Linked DNA regions of Homo sapiens: regions 2, 3, 4 and 5 are each linked to region 1. Evidence: chromatin loops called from intact Hi-C (ENCODE). Cell type or tissue: PC-9. All regions are shown on one strand. Region 1 holds the start of MIR3167 (microRNA 3167). Region 2 overlaps KIRREL3 (kirre like nephrin family adhesion molecule 3). Region 3 overlaps LOC101929473 (a long non-coding RNA gene). Region 4 overlaps KIRREL3 (kirre like nephrin family adhesion molecule 3). Region 5 overlaps KIRREL3 (kirre like nephrin family adhesion molecule 3).

Region 1 (5,000 bases):
ACCAAGGTTACAAGTGAAACAATTCTACTCAGAAGATGTTGGAAATGTTTTACAAGGCTCTGGCACTGAGTACCCTTCCATTTAAGAGTAGAGAATATCATCAGATCTACCTGTATGTTCCACACTTTGGCCTGTTCTCTTCAGGAACTGGTGGAGGCTGGCAGGACAAGCTCAATGATGAAGCAAAACCCCGATTGTTCAGCAAGAAATAGACAGTGTTATTTCCATGACTGCGGATATGTAAGTCTCAAGTCTAAGGCTGGCCCACTGAACAGTCTCTCATTGCTGAGAGTGTTCTGACTCACGGTGGAATTCAGGCCATCAGGAATGTAGGAGTCAATTCCTGAGAAATGGGTTAGAGAGTAGACTAGATGACGTCCAAAACCTCTCCAACTGTAAGATTCTCTGAATATTATCTCTTAGCAACAATCTATTTATTTTGGATGACACATTCCTAGGGAGTAGGTGATGCATTCTATTTGCTCTTTGCCAGCAAATTTTCTTGTAGGTGCCTGGCAAATTCTTTTGGTTGTTGAGGGTGTTGTTAGTCGTGGCAGTAATTATGTTCTTATGATGATGATGGTGATGATAACTAGCATTTGTGTAAAGCTTCATAAGTTGCAGAGTGGCTTTCACAAGCACTACCTCATTTCATCAGCAGAAGTAATGAGAAGTGGGCATTATTGCTGTCATACCCCCAGAGAGGTTACTTTGCTTGACTAAAGTCATTTTCAGTCTGGTTCACTTATTCATGTGCCTTGATGTTCCTCAAGATGCTGGTACATCCAGCTGTTCCACATCAACACTAAAAAATGCAGGAGAGTATCCTAAGCTGTGGTGTCATAAGACAGGTCATAGTCTTATAATTTGTGGCAATCCCCAGTGTCTAGGACTGGAAAAGGATTTTAGGGAGTTTCCTATGAAAATCATGCATCCGAATCCCAGGTCTGACCTTCGAACAAGGAGGCAGCATTGTAGTTCAATTTCTTTTTTATTCCAGACTCTTTCTGAGTCAGTTTCTTTATCTTTCTGGCATTCAGTTTTACCTCGGGGTACAAAGTTTCCAGAGGAAATAACAGGCCAGGCTTTGGGGCTGAAGAGTAATTAAGGACATACTGCTTGAGTAGCTCCTTTTGTGGCTGTTCTGACAAATAATAATAATAATAATAATAAAAAGGAAGGAAGCAAAGGCAGGGACTTTGCTTCTCTTAATTGGTTGATTAAAATCCAAGTCTTTTATCACCCCTGGTGTCTAGCACACTATTGGGCACATAGAAGGCTGTGAATAAGTGTGGAAATATTGGAATGGAATGAGGGGTAATGAGAGGAGAAGCCAGCAGTGCTTGTAATATCAGCACATGGAGAGATGCTGAGAGGGCCCCTGGCAGGAGGCAGAAGAAGAACCTGACTAAGTGAAGTGTGGACGTGCCCTGCAGGAAGTTGTTCCTTTCTGGAAGGCTTTGAATGCCCTTTGGGTCACCAGAGACAACGCCAAGAGAAACAGCCTCTGCCAAGCCACCCACTGCTCAGCTTCAACAGGAAACCATCGCGTCCTTCTGTTCTTTAATGCATGTCAGTGCCCATTTCTGTCAGTCACCTGCAAATGTCACAGGTGACTCGGCTCTGGTGCAGTGTGACAGTCCACCTGTCACCCTTGGCAATGCTGGGAGCAATGACAGCTTCAGAGTAACACTGGGGCCCGGTTGGTTCATTGCACAGGAAGCTTAGCACGTTCATCCGGGAGTGGCAGGAGGAGTGATTCCCACCCTTCCCTGCCTCACTGACCTTGTGGCAAAGAAAGCAAAACCACCACTTAATCCCTCAGTGGTTGCGTTCCCTAAATCCTAGGACCTGCACTTTTTCTGCGTCTTGCTAGAGGACGCTGGGGTCCACCCCACATTCACAAGGAGTTCTGTTTCTTCAGGGAGATGCCCTCTGAAGCCTTTTTCTTACATAGGAAGCTGCACCTGAGTGAGGGGCAACTGCGGAGGCAGAGAGGAGCTGTTCTTCTGAAGCCGCACCAAGAGCTGGGGCACTATTTTGGGCCCTGACGCCAGGTGAAGGCTGCAGTGCCTCAGTCAGCCTGATGGTGGCAGCAGCAGCGCTTGCAAAGCCCTGAACCTGCCCAGAGAGAGCAGAGCCCGGGAGGTCCCTTAGGACGGGGAAGGGGAAAGCCTAGTGGCTGCCGGGAGCTGGGAAGGGACGGGAGGGATGGGGGGCTCTCCTCCTCGCCTCTGGGTGGTGAGGGCAACGTTACAGATGGCGGCGGCTCTCGCAGGAGGCGGGTTCCTCTCTCCTGATTCTGCAGGGTGTGAGGGTGGAGTGTTTGAGGGGATCCGGATGAAGGGTGGCAGCAGCTAAGGGGGTACAATTGCAAATGCTCAGAGGGGCTTGAGAGAGCTTCAAAGAGAGGGAGCGAGGAAGCTCAGCCCACCACACGGGTTTCCCTGCCACAGGGATGATGTTTCTCTCCTGTATGTGAAGGTGAGTCCTCCCCAGCAGGGGGACCGCCAGCCCAGAGCCCCTACCTCTCCCTAGAGCCGCCTCCAGGCCTGTGCCCCCTGCCCCGCTCCAGGCGTTTTCCCTTCCACAAGGAGTGATTCCACCCTTCCAGGGTCAGGGAGCCAATATTTCTGTTGTCATTCCCCGCAAATGCTGAAAAAACAAAACAAACAGATGCTAAAATGAGGCTTCATTATTCCTGATCTCCTGGGCAGGCTGTGGAGGTGCTACTCTGTTTTCACCTCTGGATGGTATTACTAATTTCCAACAACACCATTATAAAAAACCACCACGGGCCATGGCTGTTTGAACATCCTTCCAGGCAAGATAACTGGATCCTGGCCACAGGCCCTGGAAACAATGGCCTTCATGCTGCAGGAGAGACACCGGGGGAACCCTGTTGGCCCTAAGACTTCGTTCCCCTGTTGGCCCTAAGACTTCGTCATGCCTTTCTTTACCTCCAAGGGGATGGCGGCTCACCTTTTTTGCCACTTGATAATTGTGACGAGATGTGTCTGAGATCCCGAGTTGATCCACAGGCAGCGTGAACTAAGATAGCGGGAATAGAATGAAGGAAAGGTGCAGCCACCATGGGAACAATCCACTCCCTTGTCTGGTCTGCAGCCTGAGTGGTTGGTAGAGCTGGCGGTTTATGTTACCTTTGGCCTTTCATTCAGTTTTTCTGAAGTTGCTGGAGGGATTTTCTATACGGTGTGCTGAGACCCCAGCAGCTTCCCTCAGCTGACTCACCATCAGAGTCCCTTGCCGCTCTCTCTGCATCAGGGTGAGCTGCCACTGCCCCCTTCGTCCCCACAGTGCCAGCCTTTCTGGGCAGTGGAGTTGGGCTGAAGGCAGGATTGCTGTCTTCATTTTACTGATAGTTCTACTAGCAAATTCCAGGTGACTTCTTCAGCATCTCTTGTAGAAAAGAAAACTTTTTGCATAAGTTTTGCAAAACCTTACTTCAAACTGCAGAGTTGATGCTACAAGGGTAGAAGAGGAAACATAGAGCTGCATAGTTTGAGAATTTACTGAAAATAATGGGGACTGAGCTCCTCCTCAAATTAAAAGATGTTATACCAACGAGGTGTTTGACCTTGGCCCTGCTGTCCCCCGACCCCTTGATTTGGCCACTTTTTCCCTTTCTCCTTTCACCAAGAGCTGCGTTAGTGTTTTGGGATACCTTAATAGAAAGCTGAACTGAGGAGGGAGGAGAGTGGTGAGAAAAAAAAATCAAAACCTGTAATGGTTTCAGTGTGCTGGCCTCAGCATGTTTCTCTACCCCCGAAGCCTTGTGATTGCTGAATGGGGACCAGCCACGGGGAGATGGTACTGAGGCCTGTGGCCAGGCCCACTGCTGAGTTTTGCATGCATTCCCTTATTCCATCCCCTAGCAATCTAATAAAGTAGGGATCCTTAGACCCATTTGCCGATGAAAACTACTGAGGCTTAGACAGATTCGGTAACTTGCCTGAAGGTCATTCGACTGGAGAGTCAAAGACCTGCCAATCAAACACCCTTGTGCAGACCCCTTACAGCCCTTGCTGCTGCTCCATTCAGGAGCCACCTCCAGGCCTATGCCCACCTGTGCCCTCGACACGGCTGTGGAGGCACCAGTATTTCTGAAATTCTTTTTTCTGAAATTCTTCAGGAAGGATTTCAGAAATACTGGTGTCCCGACAGCCGTGTGACCATCAGCAAGCCACAGAAACCCCTGCCCTGGCCGGTGGGTCCCCTCCTTCATAGCTTGTAGGATTTGGGACGGAGAGCTGATAAAAATGGAAGAAAACCTCTTCCCCCAAACAAAAGCTGAGTAAGAATTTGAGAAGCTTTCCTCCATGGCTAGCGACTGCTCTCTGCCTCCACAACCCACTTCCAGTATAGCTTAACATTTTGAAAGCCAAATGCTGATTTCTTTAAAAGAATTCATCATCACCCAGCTTCCCTTCAGTGGATTAAGAAATAAATAAATAAATCCCATTCTGCTTAGGGAGAGTTGAGCCTTGTGGTAGCTGTGTGCTGGAAGAATGGAGCTACTCTACATAAAAAGACTTTCCAGAACTTCAAAACCCTCCTTTTCTGTCAAGTCTAGAATAGTAAAAATATCAGGAGATTACGTGTTTCTGAAATGATTAATAATGGTTATTAGGGGGAAATAAAAAGACTCTTAGAATGTAGGAGAGCCTGAGTGTCATAGAGCCTATGATTCTTTTCACTTTGGTCTCGGCTGGTACAACTTACCTTGTGTCAGAAATCATTTTAGAAGATGGCACATGTCTACCCAGGCCATGCTTAAAATTGTAATATTGGTTTAAGATAGACACTTATGATAAACTAGCAAAACATGAAAGTTCTTTGACGTTTTCAAAGCTCCTTTAGATCGAATCAGAGCAATACAGAGGAGGAATGCAAGGAAGATAGATCTCTGCATAGAATACTTCAAATGCCTTCTTTTTACTTCAGTGGGACATGCCGTCATATCAACAGAGCCTTGGCAG
Region 2 (5,000 bases), 72 kb after region 1:
GTCAGCCATGGGAGAGCATATCAGATTGTGCAAGAGCAATAATATATGGAAGTGAGCAGCATGAGTTTTGGGGGCAGATTCTTAACCAAGCCACTCCCTGTCTGTTTGACTTTGGGAAAATTACTTCATCTTTGAAAACTTTCATCTGTACAATAAGAAGAATGACAAGTGACAAGTACGTCATGGGGTTGATATGAAGATTACATGATATAGTTAAATGATAAAATTAAATGCTATCATTATAAACACATTTAGCATCATATCAGGTATGTAGTCATTGTTCAATAAATGGCACACAATTAGCAGTAGCATTGTTACTGCTTAGTAGTATCCTCCTATTGTTTAGTAACAATATTGTTACTCTTAATACTGTAGTAGTGCAGTTACACTATTGTTACTGGAATATTCTGTATTACCCCAGGCCTGCTCCAGCAAATCCTGTCTGTCCTCTTTGGAACTCTTAACCTCTAAAACTTCTTTGCATGTAATCTGAAAGTCATGCACACCTATTTAGCCCCATGCTTACTGTGCACATATCAGGGAAAGGGTTTCTCTCCCAGACCACAAAGACCTCAACTGTGTGAGTTCAAGAGCTTCTGCACAACTGGTGTCACCAAAGTGAAGCATGTCCTTGGCCACTGCAGCTTAAGCAACCAGAATAGCCCAACCCCAGCTCTGTTATCTACTCCAGCCAGAGAATCAGGCTTGTCTCTGATGTGTTGCAGGCCTTGGGTGGTGACTGGACATCAAGGACCTGGTTATCAATTATTCTAATTGTTATTCCTCACTGCAGCCAGAACTACCAAGGTTTAAAGTAGTTTCCATCCTCCAGATCCGTAAACTTGCCCTTGGCTTGTTGAGCCAACCATGCTACTTTAACAGAAGTGATTTTAATTACTCAACTGGAACTACAGAAAGGAGGAAGTGAGGAGAGTATGTGGCTGTAATCAGTGTTTAACCAAGGGGCCCAGCTTGCTCCTGTCTTAGGGGCAAAGACATTAGTGATGGCTGCACCTACCACAGCGCTCAATCTCATCCACAACATGGGAGCATCCACACTGAGAAGTCAGGCTTATCGAAACCCACAAAAGCACTATGCCTTAATTCTACAAATTATGCATGTATTTATCACTTGAAAGGTATGAAAACCTAAGTTGATGTTAAAAAATCATATCTCCTTGGGTCTGTAGCAATACATCATATTATATATAATATAGTATTAATACACATAATAATACATATATACATATATATAATACAAATAATAATATAATATGATGTAACAATACATATCTTATAACATATGATGTTATAACATATGACGTTATAAAATCATATTTCCTTGGGTCTATGCAATATTGTTACATTGTTAAAATACATGTAACAATACATTCCCCATCTGGTGTCATAGGAATGTCTTGGCAGCTAGCTCCCCATTCTTTATAACATGCAGACATCAGGAAGGCCTTGCACACCCTGCAATTGATTACAATGGCTGCCTGGCATCCAATGCAGGAAAAGATTTTGAAAAGGGGAACTATCCTTGATTAGTAATGTCTGCCATGTCACAGAGATGAAGAATGGAATAGCCTTTCTATGTATTTGCAATCCCTTTCTTAGATTATAAACTCCTAGGAGGCAGAGAATGTATCATTTTAGTTCTCTGTGTAAATGTACCTAACCTATGTCATGAGTGGATGATGGTGAAGAATGTTTATGCAAAAACGTAATAATTCAGCTAGTTAATTAAAATCCGGTAACTGCCCTCCACCACAAGCTTGCTTATCACCCTGTCAGAGGAACAAGCAGCTTAGTTTACAAAGACTTCACTCCTTACGCTAAAACTACCTGGATGGTCTAAAGCACTGTCGTAAATATTCGGCACCAAATTGCCAAAATAAATGCAGGGGGAGGTACCATGGTGTGGCAAAGTCTTCTCATCTACTATTAAATCATGTTTATTTGCTTACTTGCAATTCACTGGATCTGCCCAGCATCTGGGGATGTTGCTGAGGCCCAAATGGACACACACATGGGAGGGAAGCACCATGATGAGCGAGTAGGCAATGAACATTTCTTTTGCCTCAGTAACATCCATCTCCCTCAAGTCGTGTGTCCTTCAACTGCCATACCGTGAGTCTCTGTCTTCCCTCTGAGAGGCATGCATATCATTATGGGCCAATCTCGTATTTCTGAGAATGCACAAAACCAGTTTCCCAGGCAGCAGTAAACATGCCAGAGATCAGTGTGGAGTCTTATGGAAACCCAGCTTGGAGAGATGAGTCACAGCATCTAAATTCTGCTCCATCACTGTAAGATGTGTCATCACACACCAAGTGAAATCGAGTTCAACAATTACCAAAGCGTGCAACTGGGGTGGAGGAGGGAACAGAAATGCCACTGTTTTTACCATCTCGTTCTTCAGAAACGCCACCTCAATTCTAAAGTCCATGCCTAAGGTTAGACAATGAGTGGAGTGGCAGAAAAGTATTGGTTGCCAATGGAAATAGTGGCAACCACCTCACTATTGGTTTCTAGTGTGAGTGGTTTCTAGTATATGGTTTCTAGTATGTGGTATACATATATGGTTTCTAGTATGAGTGGAAGCAACTCATACTAGAAACCAGATTGCACCAGGTGATCATTACTCACTCCCCACACAGCCTACAACTGAGCAGTGCTCTAAGAGAGGCAGGATAGGTGTGGAGGTGCTACGTGGTTTGGAAAGATTTTTGTTGTTTGCAGGTTTTTCCTTGTTTTTTTTTAATTTTTTTATTGTGGTAAAATATATACAACATGAAATTTGACATTTTAACCACTTTTAAGTATACGGTTTAGTGGCATTAACTATATTGACAATGTTGTGCAACCATCACCACTATTTATTTCCAGAACTTTTTCATCACTGTAAACAGAAATTCTGTACCCATTAAGCAATAACTCCCACTTCCTTCCGTCTCAGTCCTGATAACCTTTAATCTATTTTTTATTTTTATGAATTTGCCTATTCTGAATACTTCATATAAGTGGAATCGTACAATATATATCCTTCTGTGTCTGGTTCATTTGATTTAGCATAATATTTTCAAGGTGAATCTTTAACATACTGTGTATCAGAATGTTATTCCTTTTTATGGCTGAATGATATTCCATTGTGTGACTATATCATATTTTGTGTTTGCATTCATCTGTTAGACACGTGGGTGACTTCTACTTTTTGGTTATTATGAATACTGCTGCAATGAACATTGGTGTACAAGTTAAAAGAATTTACATGTATAGGGTGACCAACTGTCCCCGCAGAAACAGTCGTAGGAGAACCAAGCTGGGGGACATCCTGTCCCCTTTTGATTATGCCTTACAGCTGAAGAATCAGGCATGAAGAGAGTCTGGGACACTGGACTAGGCACATCACCCTTCTAACCCCTTTCTTTCTGCAGGTGCATATGTGAGAAGTTTGGACCATGTAACTAATGCTTTATCCAGCTCCAAAATCTCTTTTCGAAACCTAAATTCATACTTAGAAAGACTCCAGCTAACCTTCATTCTAAGTTAGAATATCCCCAGGTTGGAACTTCCTGTCCCGTGATCTACATTAGCAGGTTTTTTGTTTGTTTGCTTTTTAAGGGATAGCAAAGACTTCTGCAGTTAAATCACACAGCCTGGCTTTCTGTACCGATCAGTTGAGTTTGATACCCTAAACATAGTCTCGGAGGATGTTAAGAAGTGTCTTTCTCTCTCCCTCATATTCCTTCATTTTGCAGTTCGTAAACTATGGCCTTTCTGAGTTGTCCTCACAGTGTGGTCCCAGGGCCGGCAGTACTGACATCACCTGGGTACGTGTTAAAAATGCAGATTCTGGCGGCCCACCCTTGGCCTACAGAAGTGACACTTTGAGGATGGGGCTCAGCAATTTGTGTTTTAATAAATCCTTTGGGTGACTCTGATATATGCCTAACTCAACCTTCAGAAGCACTGGTCTATATGAAAACAGCACATTCTGAGACTCAGGTGATCTGAAACCTACTCCAGTTTTACCACTGACCAGCCATAAGATCTTAAGTTATTCCATATCTGGGCTCATCTGCTTTATAAATAATCTAAGGATCACCCTACCTTTGCTACTCATTCAGGGTATCATTAGAACGCTATTAATCACTAGGTGTGGAAGCACTGTGAAAGGCTGTATATGTTTTACATATGATTAGAATTTTATTCACTCCTTCATTCAACAAATATTATGCATCATCTACTATGTGCTGGAGACTGTTCTGTGGCTGGGGGAGGTTGCACGAAGAGAGCAGATGAGGCCCTGCTGTCATGAAGCCTATATACAGACTGGAACCTTTGTGAAGAATTTTTTTTACATTTGCAAATGGTTATGTGACCCATTTCAAGACTAGGTTCAGATCTGTTAAGAGAATAAGAGAATGTGAAATGCTCTTACCTAAAGGTAAGATCACTTTATGTCAGAAATAACAAAGAATGGGTTGACTACAATGTGACTAAAACAGTTATCAGCTACCAGGAGAGAACTTACAAAGAGATTTTGAAAATACAAAGCTGAGCCTTGGCCTGATGAGGGCAGGAGAGTTAGATGAGTGGTACTTTAGTGCTCATTCAGCTTCCAACACTACAGTTCCACTCTTCATGTGAGTCAATGATACTGTCTCGCTTGGACAAAACTGGATTCTACAGAGAGGCAAAGGAAGCCTATGATGCCTGAATTCATCTCTCAAATCACAGTTGACCACGTCTCTCCTGTCTGAGATCTGGGCCCGATGAGGATACACAAATCTTCATCAGCTTGATGGATCTCAGGACGAATGTTTAGAATTGGGGATTTAATCCTTAGCCACCATTATTTACAAGCAGCGAGCTTTAAAAAAAAAATACAGAGCTGAAATTCAATTTCCTAATTTTAATGAAAAGAAATGAAAAATATGCTGGGAGTGGGGGAAGAATGGCTCAGGAGAGTTATTGGACTTCAAAAACCCTCA
Region 3 (5,000 bases), 85 kb before region 1:
CCAGGCTTGAGTGAAGTGGTATGATCTCGGTTCACTGCAACCTCCACCACCTGGGTTCAAGCAATTCTCCTCCCTCATCCTCCCAAGTAGCTGGGATTACAGGTGCCCACCACCACTCCTGGCTAATTTTTACATTTTTAATAGAAACTGGTTTCACCATATTGGCCAGGCTGGTCTCAAACTCCTGACCTCAGGTGATCTGCTCTCCTTGGCTTCCCAAAGTGCTAGGATTATAGGTGTAGGCCATCGCACCTGGCCTTCCCCATCATTTTTGCAGTATCACTTTGCTATTTGTATACAGGCCAGAGGAAGAAGAGGATTGCGTAGGAGGCTTTATCTACACTCCCATTCTCTTGCTTCGTTATGGCTGTGAAATAAATTACATGATACTCTGAAAAAAGAGGGTCAACCCCTTTTAGGGTTGGCAGCTGGTGTTTAAATCCTGATTTTGCCTCTTTCAAGCTGTGTGATTTGGGACAGGTAACAATTGCCCTGATCCTCAGTTTACTCATTTGTTAGTTATTTGTTTATTCATTTGTTAAATTCATTTGTTAGATGACATTTATACCCTATCAGATATGATCGTGGTGAAGATTAAGTGATACACTTAGCCCCCAGCATATTGTAAGTGCTCAGTAAATGGTAGTATAGGTATAAAAGTAGAAGCCAGAATTGCATGTGGAAGTCAGACCGGGGCCACCTTAAGTTTAACCCTCCTTCTGAGTTCCAGACTCTTATTGTGAAAACTTTTAGGTCACTTTGTTTTAAATGGAATAAATCTTAGAAATTATCCTTCAGGATCAAAATTATCACAGGTGACATATTGGGTTCCAGCATTAACTAGGCTGACTCCAAATCTGATATTCCCAGGCTTCTTTGGGTTGCTTTTTTTTTTCCCATAATACAACCTCTTGCTCCATTTTTTCTAAAGTAGGACCTTGCACCCTGTGCTCCCTGGGCTTCCATACCATGCTGCCTCCCAGGCCCCAGCTCCAGGCTGTGACCCCCTCTATTCCAGGAAAATGCAAGCAGTCTGCTCTCTTGCCATATTAAAGTTGTGTCATAACACTCTTGAGATGGCAATTTCTTTTCTGTTGTTCTGTTGAATACATTTTTAAAGAAGATTCCCTCGGCTGCTGGCTCCTCGCTTTTCTTTCTGGTTAGATGCAATAACTACAATCTTGCACATACTTACAAGTCAATTTTCCTTTAATGATGATTTTACCTGCTCTGAAGCTTATCAGAAGGAGGGTTCATGCACCTCAGGTCTCGGCTTGAAGCTTTCAGTGGGCCGCGGCAGCTGTTCTATAGGCAGTTGCACCTGTTTTGAATGTCATCAATGTAATGCTAATATGCAGAGCAATTTGTGATGCAAGAAGCCAGAACCAACAGTGAAAGAACTGTGTTTAGGATTATAAATCACTTCCCCATCAGCTGCTGAGCTTCCTTTGGGATTCAGCTGAAGAGGTTCTGCAGGCAGTGGGACCCTGCGGCATTCCCTCTACTAACTTCTGTTCTCTGAGAGAGGGGTTGAGAGGGACCTTGTTAAATCTGGGCAAGAAGGAAATAGAGGTGGCTAAAGTGGAATAGAGACCATAAGTGGAAGTAGGGAGGAAGGGAAGGAGAGCACATATGAGGCATAAGTCCCCAAATAAACTTGCTGAGATCTGCTTTAGCAATGGCTGATAGCATTTGCAGAGGTTTGAATGGAGAGTTACAGAAGGGCTGCTCTACGTCTTCCCAGGAAGAAAGGCTCCATTGGGGTTCATTCGAAACTAAAGTCTATAATCCTCATCTCAAGCAAGGCTCCACTTCAAAGTGTTGCTCTTGTGACTTTGAATTAGCCTATTTCCATTAGCAAAACAGGAGGGGTAAAAGTTCAGGGTGCAGAACGAATCAGTGATAGTCTGGTTAGTTCAGAAGCTGAACTTCTTGACTTCCGTGGTCCTCCTAAAATGCAATCAGGGCATGGCTGCCTCAGTGAACAAATCTGTAAAATGGATCCAATCAATTTAATGAGGGACCAGGCCTGGAGAGTTTCTCTCTAATGAGAGCTTTGCTGTTTATTAGGACCAAGCTCACCTCCTCTCTTTTTCTGAGGAAGAATGTGGCTGGATACAGCATAAAACAATACACAAGCACAGGACGTAGCTCTCAAACAACCACCCTTTATGTCACTTAAGTTGCATGCTCACCACAAATTCAAAATAATTTTGGAATTAGGCTGGAATACTTTAGGCCCAAGCATATAATTCACCCTGGGTTTGGCAGTGCTGGTAACCCAGAATTTTTTGGAAAGTTGTCAGAGAAGATTTGGGTTTGGTGTGACAGACACAACAAGCTGAAGAGGGCAGGTAGAGAAGCTACTTTATGTCTAAGCTGCTCCTATGCAAGAGTTAAGTGATGGTTGCTGTAGTCCATCAGCTTCCTGGGATAAACAAGGTGGGGCTATCTGCTACATGCAAGATGCCCGTCAACATTCTGCTCCCGCAAGAGCTTCTGTAGCCATTAAGAGCTAAATAAAAGCATGAGGTGGCATATCTCAAATGCAAGACATTGGTGCTTGAGTGCTGCAAGATTTGTAGAGAAGAACTTTTAGTCGGGGAGGGAAAGAGGAACTGAAACCTGATCTGAAATGTGAAGAATTACAGTGGAAGTAGGGGAGGGCATTTCAGGCAGAAAGAGTGGCGTGAACACAGTGTGGCGATAAGAATGAGTATCACACCTCAGGGAGACATGGGGAGGGCAGTACAGCCTAGAATGAGAGAGGCCTTGGTTATGGGGGAGCAATCAGGGCAGGCTACCAAAAGGTCATGGAGTCACCATGCAACACAAAATTAGAAACCCTAAACCATCGGTCTCAGCACTGTGGGCCTGAGACGCAGAGAGTGGGGCATGGGGTGGGGCACCCACTCACAGATTTACCACCTCAACATGCAAGTCTGTTCCCACAGCTGCAAATAGTCTATTCTAATCAACACTAGAGGGGGTTAGCTGCCAGCATGTGAACCCTCAGGTGTCTGCGGTAAGGCAGCTGCACTAGCGCCACACACTCCCAAGCTGACTCATACTTGTGTCTGGTGACAGCTGGGTCTCATCTGTCCTGAGAACAACAATGAGAATCACCCAGAGAGTCTGTGCAAGAATGTCTCCTAGTCCAATTTCTGGTATGATTGTTTTCAAAGCTGCAATAGAACTCTAGTCCCCCTGGATTTCTTGAGGAGAAAATAACAGTTATTTACTTATTGAGTCTATTAAAAATGCACCCATTATCTGAATGCCTCTAGGCAACCGCACAAAAATACATTTTTAAAAAGATGAGAATCCAATTAAGCAAAGATGCAGATGCTCCTGCAGCAAGTAGGCCAACGAGGCTGTTCCTGAAGGGTGGATGACAGCCCAGGAGCAGGATACCCTTGCTCGCCAGTCAGTGCACCCAGGTTCCTCTAAGCCAGAAGGGGAGGAGCTGCAGAGATGCAACCATCCACCCTGTGGTTTCCCATTCTCGTGCTCTGTTTCTTGCCAGCCTTGGACTTCTACCATAGCACTCAGACTGAGCTTAGTGTCTGTGATGAGGTCAGGAAGGAATGCAAGGTAGCTAAGGTAGAAACACCTAGGTGGGAGGTTTGGAAAATGCTGTTAATTAGCTGCCTTGTATGTTATTTTGGCTTCTTGCTCAGCCACAATCTGAAACATTTTTACAGTAGGCTCTACTGTTCCTACAGAAACCTTGTGAGATAGTTAGTTATCTTGCCAAAACTCGCATCTGATGATGTCACTCCCTACTGAGTCTCTTCCCAGGTTCCCGATGCTTTAGGGTCCAGATCCCTCCTCACATGATATGTGTTGCACTTTGTGGTCAGACTCCAGGCTAAATCTCCTCACACACCCACCCCAACCCCACTCTAGTCACACACAACTATCTGTAGGTCTTCAATCTGTTTCAAACTAGTCTACACCTCTAGGTCTTTAAAAGCTATCTTATCTCTATATTATCAGTATCATACCTTCTGCAACTGGACACTTTTTCCTCACCCTTCAGGTCAGCAGAGGCGCCATCTACTCCTGGAAGACTTCCCTGGCCTTCCTTTCTGGAACAAGTGCTCCAAGTCCCGGAGAATCTGAGCACACTGTATTGTAACCTCTTGCTGACATGTCTGTCTCTCTGGTCAGAACGTGAGTTACTCAAACAGCAGGTCTTGTCATTCTGCTTAAGTTTCTCTGTGCCTAGCGGAGAGCATCAAAGCTAAAATGAAGTCTTCCTCTAAGACCTAGTACTGAACCTTGAGTTCTTGAAACGTCAGGCTCTCCTCTCCTGTAAAATAGACATTATAATATTAACTGCTGCCTCATTTTAAAAACTGTGAAGTTGTAGTGAGACATTAAATAGAGACAACAAACCTCAGCATCTTGTGCCTGGTGCATGACCACTGTCGACAAGACAGAGGGAACAGATACGTAGCATACGTCATTCACTTTTTCCAAAGAAGAGACTGAGCTCAGAAAAGCGAACTTACTTGCCTGCAGTTGCACAGTAGATAAGAAAATGGCAGAACTACAATACAAACCTGGCCTTAGCTGGCTTCAAAATCCTCCTCATTTTCTGTGCCATTCACAAGCTCTGCAGACCAGAGATACAACTCACTAGCTGATCTCTGCTCAAATGGCAAACCCAAGGCAAAGTCACCCCCTCTACAGGAAAATTCAGAGTTTCGGGTTCTGCTGGCTGAAGAATTCAGAAAACTTTCTTCGCCTTGATTCTCTATTGCCGTGATTCCAAAAACATTTGTTTATTTCTGTAGACATAGTTGTTCATATCTGGGAAATAATTTTGTTTACTGAAATAAGCAATGGACTGGGAGTCAGCTACTACTCAATAAAATGGCATTATTTATTCAATTTTTTCCCAACCCTTCCTTTTCCCCATTGTAAAATAAAGATTTTGGAATGAATCACCTCTATGGTCCCATCCATCTCTAAACATCAGTTACATATGTGAA
Region 4 (5,000 bases), 270 kb after region 1:
AGAGCTGGCCATTTGTGTCAACAAGGAGTTGACCATTGGATTTGTCAACATGGAGTCATTGGTAATTTAGGAAGAAGCCGTTTCAGTGGCGTATTTTTAGATTTGAGACAAAACCAGAATAAGTGGGTTACCGAGTGTCGGAATGAAGGGAAATGCGTTTGTCTAGATGAAGGAGACAGTGAGAGACAGCTCTTCTGAGTTCTGTAAAAGAGAACACAGCAAAGGAGGTATAGCAGGAGGAAAACAAACATGAGAAAGGCTTCTCCATTTTAAAAAAGTTAGAGATATTACAGCATATTTGTAAGAAGATGATTAAATAAAGGGGGAATGATGACTCTGGAGGGAAAGGAGACAAAGGTTTCTATCAACGCCCTTGAGTGGGAGAAGGGGGCTGGGATTCAGCATCAGAGAGGAGGGCTTGGCTTCCTGGGGCAGAAAGACTCAGTGAGGCCCCCTGTATCGTATCAATGGGGCTCCTGGCCGGGGTGGTGTGACCCTAATCCCTAGCCGCTCTGCCCATAGCTTCCCTGCCCCTGGTGAACTTGGCAAATCACTTATTGTCTAATTCTTAGGTTCCCCATCTTAAATATTAACTTACCATGCCCACGGCAAATGATTATTATTGAGAGTAAATAAAATATGTGTAAAGCACAGCACTTATCCTTAATAAGTTAAAGCTAGATCCTTTCTACCTTCCTTCCCCAGTTTGCCCTCCAGCATTTCTCTGAGGACCTCTGACTCATCCAGAGAAACTTGGATGGCCCTTCTGCTGCTAATGCTGCTTAAAGGCCAGCAGGGCCAAAAGCAGGCACAGCCAAGTGTTTCCAGTGCCCCCAAACACCCTCGTCCTTATATTTGTCTCAATAGCTTAGTGTCTGTGATTTGGTGAGTCATCTTTCTATGGCAATTTTTCATTTCCGTGCAGCCTCTTGGAGTTGGGTTCCGCAACTTGCACCTGCATGCAGCTAGGATCTTCAAAGAGCTGCTTCCCACTGAGTGAGCCCAGCCAGGGAGCCCCTGCCCCTCCCTCAGAGCCATAGCACAGAAGAGGTGGGTGTCTGGCTGCAGTTCTGGGTGGGCCCGCCTGCCTGAGCCTGAGGCAGAGGGCAGAAATGTGGCTGCAGGAGATGGAAGGGTGTGAGAGAGCCCAGAGCTGGGATGCAAGCCCTCCTCTCAGCGCAAATTCCGGTGATGCTACCTTGCCCAGGTAGGAGATCATTGAATCTCTTACCCAGAAAGACAAAGCTCTTGTCATGAGGCAAGGGATATTTTAACTTCTATCCATGAACCTCCCAATGAAAAAATGTAGAGTTCTGTCAAAACAGGTTAGCATATTAGCAATCACGGCTCACTACCATCTGTATTTGTTCCATTTGTGCCGTTTATGATGGTTATCCACATTAATTATTTCACTGCTAAAGTCCCTTCTAATTTCTGAACACTGTTATTTCTAAGAAAGATGGATATTAGATATGCCACACATCAGCGCAGGGTGGCATTACAGCATGCCATTAAGTTCAGATGCTGAGGCTCGGCAGAAAATAATTTTGCTATTTGTAATTGCAATAAAGTGTTTTATGTTGTGGCTCAACATGAAGAATAGCACTGATGGAAGCTGACTACTTAGTTTGGCAATGACTCTGAACTCATTAAAACAGACGAGAACCACTAGGTGGGGGTGACTGGCCAGCAGGAGGACAGAGATGAGTGAGGATGGAGGACAAGGTGTGTGGTGACAGCCATTCCCAAGCCTGGCCACGCCAACCTGCCTGAGCAGAGTCTACAAGGAACAGTTCCCCGCGAGAACTTTCAAAGCATCTGAGTCAATAGATCTAGGGTAATAGGGTAAGGCATAGCCAACAGCTGGGACATTCTATCACTGCTGGTTCACATAGCCACTTGTACAACAGTGGCACCTTCAGAGCAGTGACCACTGTCAAAGTACTTGAGTTTATAAACTATAATCACGCTTCCACTATTTCATTAAATAACATGACAGCCTTGGACGGGAGCTGTTATTGTTAGCATATCCAAGACACCATAGAATAATTAGCTTCTCTCCTAACTCCCAACCTCAGGCTTCCGAAAGGATGCCAGTGGGTTCAACAGCTAAAGTCCAGCGAGGACAGCCTTGAAGGTAAGGACCAGCGTGAAGGTCTAAGGAAGGCAAAGAAATCTCCCTTTGTGGCGTTCTTTGTTTTAAAGTGATGTTTGAGATGGTGATCTGACCTGGGTGAGGAAGAATCAAATGCTTCTTCCAGAACCCTTCCAGTTCAAGCACGTGTTCATCCTCCCATTGGTCATTCATCTGTCAAAAACGCACCAAATCATCTTGGATGCGCTGAGCTCTATGCCTGCCCTAGGCTCATTCCCGCCTTCCCAGGTAACCAGGGCAAATGAGTCAGCAGCCAACAAGCAGGGGAAAGGAAACAAAACAGGCACCCACTGCAAATAATGGGTGGATCCCATCTAGATGAGGTCCAGTATAAAATGAAAATCAGCTAGAAAGAATCAGCTGTTACTCTCCCCCACACTTCCCCCCCCCCCCAACACACACACACTCACACTCACACTCAGGCTAGTAAATACCTTCTTTGACTGATATGGCCAGTTTTCAGATGCATTTGGCTGTTTCTTCCAGGGTGATAGCTCCCCCTGGTGTTTGGAGGCCCAGGTTTTCACAGGCCACAGTGAGTGTCCCCAGGAATCTTCTGTGCTCCATCAGTATCACTTAGATGGGAGCTAGAGATCCATAAAAGTCAGTCCCTTCCTGTTTCCCTGGGATGTGGCTGACCTGTGTCATCTGAAACAGGCTTTGTCCCCTGAGCTCCAATCCTAACCTCCCTACAGCCTCAACGCTGTGGTTCTGGGCAAAGTTATTGAAACTCAGAGCACCCATCCCTCACCTATAAAAATGAGGGAGATAACACCAAGGTGGTGTTAGCATGAGATCAAATAATAATGAAATGACACCTAGCTCAATGCGTGACACCTAGCAGGTGCTCCATACATATTAGCTGCTTTGCTCTTCTTAGTTTAAGAGTTTCAAAATCTTGCTCTCCAGCTCCCTCCCTTCCTCTTTCTTCCTCCGCCTCCCTCTCCTTCCCAAATCTTTATTCTAACCTTACTCTTTCTTTCATAGCTCCCTCCTATCTGTTCCTCCTTCTCCCCTCCTGTCTCCCTATCACTCTCTCCATCTCCTTTCTTCTTTTTCCTTCTTTCTCATCACCTCCCACATTCCCCCTCACCTCCCTGTCTGCCTCTTTTCCCACACCTCTTCCTCCGCCCTTCTCCTGCCCAACCTCATGCCTAAGAACTAACATTGGGTGTATGGAGGGTACTCTCTGAAGATAAATTGCATCCTGTGCTAAGTCAGAGAGGAGCCATTTTTCCACTAGTCAATAACACTGCAGATTGCTCTTGCATTCTTCAGAGGAGCACCAAGGGCTTTTCTGCGCTCTTGACGGTGGAACACTGGCCTCTCTGCAACCGTGTTCATCGTGGATGGTGTTTGAACATTCTCTGTCTTCCCTCTTGCTCTTGTGCAGTCTCTCTGATGTTTGCCTCCCCCGCATTCTCTTTCCTCCTTTTGCCTGCCCTTCTTTTATTTCTAATCTCATTTTTGCTCTTCTCTTTAGTATGTTTCACGTGCTGTAGTCCCTTTTCCTCTTGTTTTTGATTTGCAAAATGGTCCACGTTCTCCTATATTCCCAAACTGCATTTTCTCAAGCAGCCTGCAATATTTCTTCCCTGTCACTGTAAAAGCTTTTTCATCTTCATTTGGAGCCATTTGCCCTGATCATTTCTTTCCTTAAGATCACAGTGATGAGCCCATGTGGTCTTGAGCTGTCAACAATCCCCAGGAAAGGAGAGCACTGACTTAAAACTTGCATTTTAATTTGGAGACCCCCTCAGAGGCTGGCCAGGGCAGAGCAGAAGCACAGCAACTGTCCCAGACCAGCCCTGGTTGTGCACTGAGATCTTTGGGAAGATCTGAAAGGAAGGAACCTGAAAATGCTGAATAGTTTTCTTCCCCCACAAAATAGATGGGGATAGCCTGAGTAGCTCAAGACTGTTTTTCTCAACTGATTTCTTCCTCTACACAGTTCCCTTGAAAGAGGAAATAAACAATTATCCGGTGGCAAAACAGAGACTCTATTAGTTGTCTGGGCATTGTCACAAGGTGAAAGTGTCACAGGCTTGCACAAGAACCTGATCATTAGGAGGATGGAGTCCCCAGCCATGCAGCCACACAGAAAGGTGGGGTGTGAGTTTAGAATCTGAGAAAAAGATGAAGCCTGAGTCTTCACCCTGTGGCTTGACGCCTCGGGTGCCTGGGATGGGGAAGCAGGAGGAAAGTTCATGTAAGTAAAACTCCGCTGATCACCCAGCAGGGGCCTCCTTCTCTATGGTGGGATTTGGTACATAAGCCCCCACCTCAGGCAGCTCAGGGATATCCCACATCTTCCCTCAAAGCAGACCCAGAGACAAGGATTCAAATGCAAGTAGTTTGTTTCAGGGGGCGATCCCAGGAAACCCTGGTAGGGGAGGGAGGAAGTGAGTAGGAAAGGAAGGAAAGACGCCAGTAAAGGATTCATCATCATGTAGATACCACTGTGTGCAACTGGCAGTCAGCCCACCGTGCAACTCTGGGACGTGGCATTCTCCCCAAGGAGAAGTGAGGAAATTGGGGCATTTATCCCCACCAGCCCCATACCTATCATGTGTAGAGGGCTGCCTCCCAGGGCGGAAACTCTCCAGCACATGCCATTTGCCCAAGACAGAATGAGCATGTTCCCAAATGCCCCCCATCACATCTCCGTGACTCCATCACACCCGCTGTCCCACAGAGAATCGCAGGCATTAGCACAGGTTTCTTCTGCATGTCTAGTTGAATGCTAAGGGGCTGTGGCCAGAGCTGCAACAGTATCAGGGCTCGGCCTGGGCCACACGCTCCCCTCTTTATGCTGCTCTAAGCCAGGGGTCTACATGCTTCTACA
Region 5 (5,000 bases), 380 kb after region 1:
GCCGAGATCTTGCTGCTGCACTCCAGTCTGGGTGAAAGGGCAAAATTCTGTCTCAAAAAAAAAAAAGTTAACAGCACAGATTTTGGAGTCAGGTCAGGCCTAACTTTGTAACTGAAACAATGTGTGACTTCGGCCTCATTTACTTAACCTCCCTGAGCCTCAGTTTCTTCATCTGTAAAAGGAAGATGATCATTGCACCTTCCAACAACATTGGGTTGTTCTGAGGATTCGTTGAAGTCATCCACATAAAATTCTTATCTCGGTGCCTATCGCATCATCAGGTTCTATTAATGTTAGCTGCTGTTGTTCATAATCAACAGAAAAAAACTGACACAGTAAGAATGTGCTGGAGCTGCGAGTGGCTCTCAACTTTTGCTGTATATTAGAATACTGGGGAGCTCTGAAACCTTGTAGCCACACCCCCATACCGATTAATCTGGAATCTCTGGTTGTCAGGTTTTTCAGACATCTCAGATAATTCCAATATGCAGCCAAAGTTCGGAACCCCCAGAACACGATCCCAGTTCCAGTTAGATTTTATACAAGTGAGCATGCATCGGAGGTCCCCCCAGAAAGGAGCTGAGCTTAGTGCAAGGCTGTCTGATCTCAGGCACATTCCCCTGCCCCTCTCTCCCAGCAGGTCCCCCACCCACTTAACCTTTCACGAAGCCTCTCGGCCTCACATTCACTTCAGGTAGGCTGCAAAGGAGACCGTCCTCATACATGTCCCGAGGCAGGAATAACTCTGGTTGCTTAACCACAGTTGTCATACTCAGGAGAGACGAAAGGAAATCATAAATAATAGATGCTACATAAACAAGGTCCAATTAACCCAGCCACCAGCCCGGGGGGAAGACATACATTAGCCCTCTCTGCAAGAGGCTAAGGAGAGACATTAGGGAAACTGCCTGGAGCTTCACAGGTGTGGCTGGAGAGTCTCTCCTTCTGAACCCAACCTTCCCCGCACCCCTTTCCTGAGGTCCGGTCTCAGAGCGGGGAAAACAAACCCAACCTGGGCTGGGCGGTGGTCAGGTCTCGCTGCAGTGCTCCTCAATTCAGCACAATTCCATGCAGAGTTGAGTGGGCAGTAACTTTAGCCCTGTCTCCGGGTTAGTTTTCCATTCTCCTAGCATACTAATTGCATCACATTTCTCTTCTGCAACAAATACCCCTCTGGCCTGATTGTTTCTGCTACCCACCCTGTACTCTGACCCACAGGAAGTCACTTGTTTCTCAGGGCTAACAGCAAGCTGGGCTCCAGAGCTGCTTCTCCATCCCCTCCCCTCCTGTCCTGGACATAGGTCTCATCAGGCATCCCCATTGCCCATCTCCACTCCAGAAGTGCACTCCCAGCAGTTAGGCCCCAGGAAATGCAAGTCACCTGTGCCAGTTAGCAGTTTGCCAGCAGGCCCAATGCTCTGCCTCTGGACAGCCCCCTGCCTGCCTCCAGGAGGAGTCCTCAGTGCCTCTGGGACCACCATCCCTTAGCCAGGGAGGGCTGGGAAGGGGGCTCCTACTGCAGCCACAGGATTTTGTGTATGGATTAGTCCAGGGTGATTATTGAGCTCAGAAGAAAGCAGCTCGTGATTAAGGGAGCCATTTGGGGAGGGGAGAGGAGGGAAGAGGAGGGGAGTTTCTCAAAACACCTGCCTGGGAACGCACTGGAGGAATGCCAGACGCGCACCTCCCACAGACAGAGGAAGGGCACCAGGGGCTAAACCTGGTGGAAAAGCAAGGTTAGTGAATTTAATGAGGTGATCTTAGGCAGCTTAATTCAGCTCGATAGCCTGGGGCTAGAGGAGGAGCCCCCGCACAGGAAGTCAGAAGTTGGGCCTGCACTAATTAGATTTCACAAATGCTGCTGTTATTCAGCACGTTGTTCCAAACGCCTGCCAGGTGGATAGGAGGCTCCCAGCGGGGGCTTCTGAGACCGCCCCCTTCAGCTGCCTCCTGCTTTTCTCTCCCACCTGTCCTGGCCCACCATGGCCCGCCCCCACCTCCAGCTGCATTCCTGGAATTGGCACCCAGCTCAGACTCCACCTGGGCCCACCCTGTCCCACCTGTGGGGTGGTCTAAAGGGTGAGGATGGAGCAGCAGCCACCAACCCTCCCTCCTGGGTTGGTAAGAGACAGCACGGCAGGCACGGGAGATGATGAGAAAGGCCCTGGAGACAGCTGACGTGCTCGTTCCTCGGGCCCTTGCTGCGATGGGGCTGAGCAGTTGCCCTAGTGCCTGGGTGGATCCCTTTTCCCCAGACTTGCAGCTGCAGAGCTGACCCAGTAGTGATGTTCGTCCTTGCAGTGGGTGGCAACTCTGTCTTGATTGCAAGTGCTCAGCAACGCTCCCTATTCATCTGTGTACCCTGCAGGGCTAAGCAACTCGGCCCTTCAGCAAATCATTAGGACTAAGTTTCTCCATCTGTAAAATGGCTAATTGCAGAAGGCCACACAGCAGCAGGGACCCAGATAAAGCTCTTGCAGTAGGGAAGCTTTGTTTTGTCCTCGCTAGCAGCTGCCCTAAGTGTTACAACTCAAAGGGCAGAGGAAGCCACTTAATGCCTACATGATAATAACAGCGATCAATTAATAATGGCAATAATGGTCTTTGAACGTGGAGCGCTGCTTCTCTCCAGCGGGAGCCCAGTTCCTGCTCCTGAGGGACAGCCCCACCTGCGGAGAGGCTGCTCCCTCCAGTGGAAGGAGGTGGTCATGGTCACCGAGAGTCAGCTCGGAGCCAGATGTGGATCTCTCCTTCCTGATCTCTCCTCCAGCCCTTCCTCTCCCAGCCAAGAGTACTCATATTCACATTAGAAAGCAGCCCCAGCCATAAGAAACCCGTTCTGTCTGCCCAAAACCACACCAAATGTGTTATGGCGACTTCCTCGCCTTGCCCCTCTGGCCGCAGTTTTTCTTCCTGTACAAGGAGGTGAGCCAATCTCGGCTCAGCTACTCCATCGTTTCCCTGGGTTTAGGGAGTGGAAGCCCCCAGGTATTTTCCTGGCTTTGCCCCTCCATCCACTCTGACGACCTCCTGGGAGGCCCTAGCTACTCATAAGCCCCACGACAAGCCCTGTGGTTGGTTCTTGGCTGCCAGAGAGAGCCCCTTGGAAGAGAACAACTGCTTAATAAGGATAAACATGTGGCATGCAATTTAAAAACCCTGGAATACCCGGCCATGTGATAGGCAGGTTCCAAAGCTGCTTACTTCAGCTAGAAAGCACTGCCTGGCCACCCCCGCCCCTTCCCATCATCTGAGCTTCTCCCCTTTCCCATCCAGAGTCCTCCCTTGACCCCCCAAATCCCTTCCCATCTTTAATCAGTCTAAGCTTTTAAAGAAAGAAAAAAAGAGTGCAGAAGAAGGCCAGCATGTAGAGGTATGGCACTTAGGGATGTTTTAAGGCCCCTGCAGAGTTCAAGGAGAATGTCCCAAGAATGTTAAGCATGATCCCTCCCCTGGGTCTCTCCCCTCACTGCCAACCTTGAACCAAGTTATGCAGCTTGGAAACTGACTGGAGTCCTCCGGTTCCCTCCCTGGAATGTCGAGGGTCTCGGCCTGGTATCAACCCCTGGGGTGTGTAAGGTCATCTGGGATGTGGTCTGGAGACCACCCTAAGGTGGGGAAATGTGGAAGGCAGTTCCCAGAGAGCCCGGACTTCCCTCCCCCATGGCCCTGTGAAATCGACAACTTAATAATTCTTAACATTTATTGGGTCTGTGTTCCAAAGGATGTACATGTCATAATCTGCTCACTCCTCACAGCTCCATGAGTTAGGTATTATTTCCCCGTATTTTACAGACTTGGAAACTGAAACACAGAAAGACTACATAAATTCTCCAGAGTGACACAGCTAGTAAGTGATACACCCGAAATCCAAACCCACACTCCAGATCCACTCTCATAAACACCATACTAAACTGTGCCTTCATAAAAATAATATTTTAACATTAATAATACTAGTGACTCTGATTTGAGTGCTTTAGATGCTGGGTGCCTGCTAAGAGCTTCCCATGGCTTATGCTGGAATGCTCGAAACAGGCTCTATGAAGCAAATATGATTATTAGCTCCATTTTACTGAAGAAATGGAGGCTCAGGGAGATTGAATAATTGACTTAGTTACAGAGATAATGAGTGGTCAACTGGGATTCCTTCCCAAGATGGCCTGCGTCCCTCTGGACCACACTATGGCTCACTGCTCCCTGCCAAAGGGGCCATTCTGTGTGTCACTTCCCTGAGGCAGAGAATGAACAGGAGGAACCTCCAAGGTTCCCTTCTGCCCTTTGTGCCTCTAATTTGATCCCAGAGGAAAGATGCAATGAGAGGACTCCCTCTGCTTAACTCCCAAGAGGGACCATGTCCCATGCCCTCCAGACCTCACTCTCTACCCATATGCCCCATGCTTTCCCCACCCCATTCCCACTCCCAGCATCCCTACTCAACTCAGGCGGGACGCACAGCTCCAGGCCCAGCATGACGGATATGTGTGGCCAAGAATGGCAATGTATTTATTAAGTGAAACCGACAACTTTCATTAACCCAAGTAGACATTATTAAAACGCGCCGGTTGTCTCTGGGAAATGAAGTGCCCAGCACAGGCTGTGAGCAGAGCTCCTATTTGCGTGCGCCAAGCTGCTAAGTGTGGGCTGTGCCTCCCTCCTGGCATCCTGAGTCTCATCCATCATGTCCCATGAAGTAGGTCCCATCCTGAGCCCCCACACCACTTCACAGCAGTCACCGCAGGACTCCTCCCCCTGAGCCTCAAATCCCAGACCCAAGTGGCCTGAGACCTGGAGACCATGGGTGCTCCATTGCTCCCACTCCCGACGCCTGAAGATGAAGCTGCTCACTGGGACCCTGATCCTCTACATTAAGTGCAGCACATTATACCTGCCTGGAATCCTGGCAGTGACTAAGGAGGCACCAACTGCAAATGTGACTTGGTAAGATCCCAGGAGTCGGTCCCTAGATATAGTTATCCATGGGGCCCCAACCTGCTGCAGAT

What was found. A loop is a pair of places that touch in the nucleus more often than their neighbours do. Peaks named below come from ENCODE experiments on the same cell type or tissue, not always from the same donor. Only the 100,000 strongest peaks of a DNase experiment are listed, where the experiment ranks them.
Region 2: it touches region 1 in a loop (3-fold over the local background); 3 of 110 quality-filtered maps call a loop at or near these places.
Region 3: a loop joins it to region 1, with 11 times the contacts of the local background. A loop is called at or near these places in 6 of 110 quality-filtered maps.
Region 4: a loop joins it to region 1, with 13 times the contacts of the local background. A loop is called at or near these places in 77 of 110 quality-filtered maps.
Region 5: a loop joins it to region 1, with 15 times the contacts of the local background. A loop is called at or near these places in 57 of 110 quality-filtered maps.

What each region holds. Positions count from the first base shown.
Region 1 is chr11:126,987,645-126,992,644 of GRCh38, reverse strand. All of the region lies in intron 1 of KIRREL3 (kirre like nephrin family adhesion molecule 3), which reads left to right. It overlaps MIR3167 (microRNA 3167), which reads left to right and starts at 4,103; the gene lies at 4,103-4,187. LOC105369558 (a long non-coding RNA gene) reads right to left here and starts at 214. Exons shown (of 2, transcript NR_188549.1): 1 at 111-214. In PC-9, CTCF peaks have their summits at 1,863 and 2,064 (motif pointing right); no DNase peak of the experiment used is centred here; H3K27me3 peaks cover 2,678 bases.
Region 2 is chr11:126,915,255-126,920,254 of GRCh38, reverse strand. The region is part of intron 1 of KIRREL3 (kirre like nephrin family adhesion molecule 3); the gene reads left to right. The region is part of intron 2 of LOC105369559 (a long non-coding RNA gene); the gene reads left to right. Among named protein-coding and RNA genes, the nearest start is that of KIRREL3-AS2, 23 kb to the left of the region's middle. RefSeq lists an enhancer at 2,442-2,491. In PC-9, no CTCF peak of the experiment used is centred here; a DNase peak (open chromatin) is centred at 2,294.
Region 3 is chr11:127,072,304-127,077,303 of GRCh38, reverse strand. All of the region lies in intron 1 of LOC101929473 (a long non-coding RNA gene), which reads right to left. Among named protein-coding and RNA genes, the nearest start is that of KIRREL3-AS3, 72 kb to the right of the region's middle. In PC-9, CTCF peaks have their summits at 2,751 and 2,963; no DNase peak of the experiment used is centred here; H3K27me3 peaks cover 1,771 bases.
Region 4 is chr11:126,714,297-126,719,296 of GRCh38, reverse strand. All of the region lies in intron 1 of KIRREL3 (kirre like nephrin family adhesion molecule 3), which reads left to right. Among named protein-coding and RNA genes, the nearest start is that of KIRREL3-AS4, 64 kb to the right of the region's middle. RefSeq lists an enhancer at 2,509-2,803. In PC-9, CTCF peaks have their summits at 2,482 and 2,689 (motif pointing left); no DNase peak of the experiment used is centred here; H3K27me3 peaks cover 3,685 bases.
Region 5 is chr11:126,605,163-126,610,162 of GRCh38, reverse strand. The region is part of intron 1 of KIRREL3 (kirre like nephrin family adhesion molecule 3); the gene reads left to right. All of the region lies in intron 1 of KIRREL3-AS1 (KIRREL3 antisense RNA 1), which reads right to left. Among named protein-coding and RNA genes, the nearest start is that of KIRREL3-AS4, 45 kb to the left of the region's middle. RefSeq lists enhancers at 909-1,593, 1,594-2,279, 2,280-2,965. In PC-9, CTCF peaks have their summits at 2,479 and 2,681 (motif pointing left); no DNase peak of the experiment used is centred here; H3K27me3 peaks cover 4,851 bases.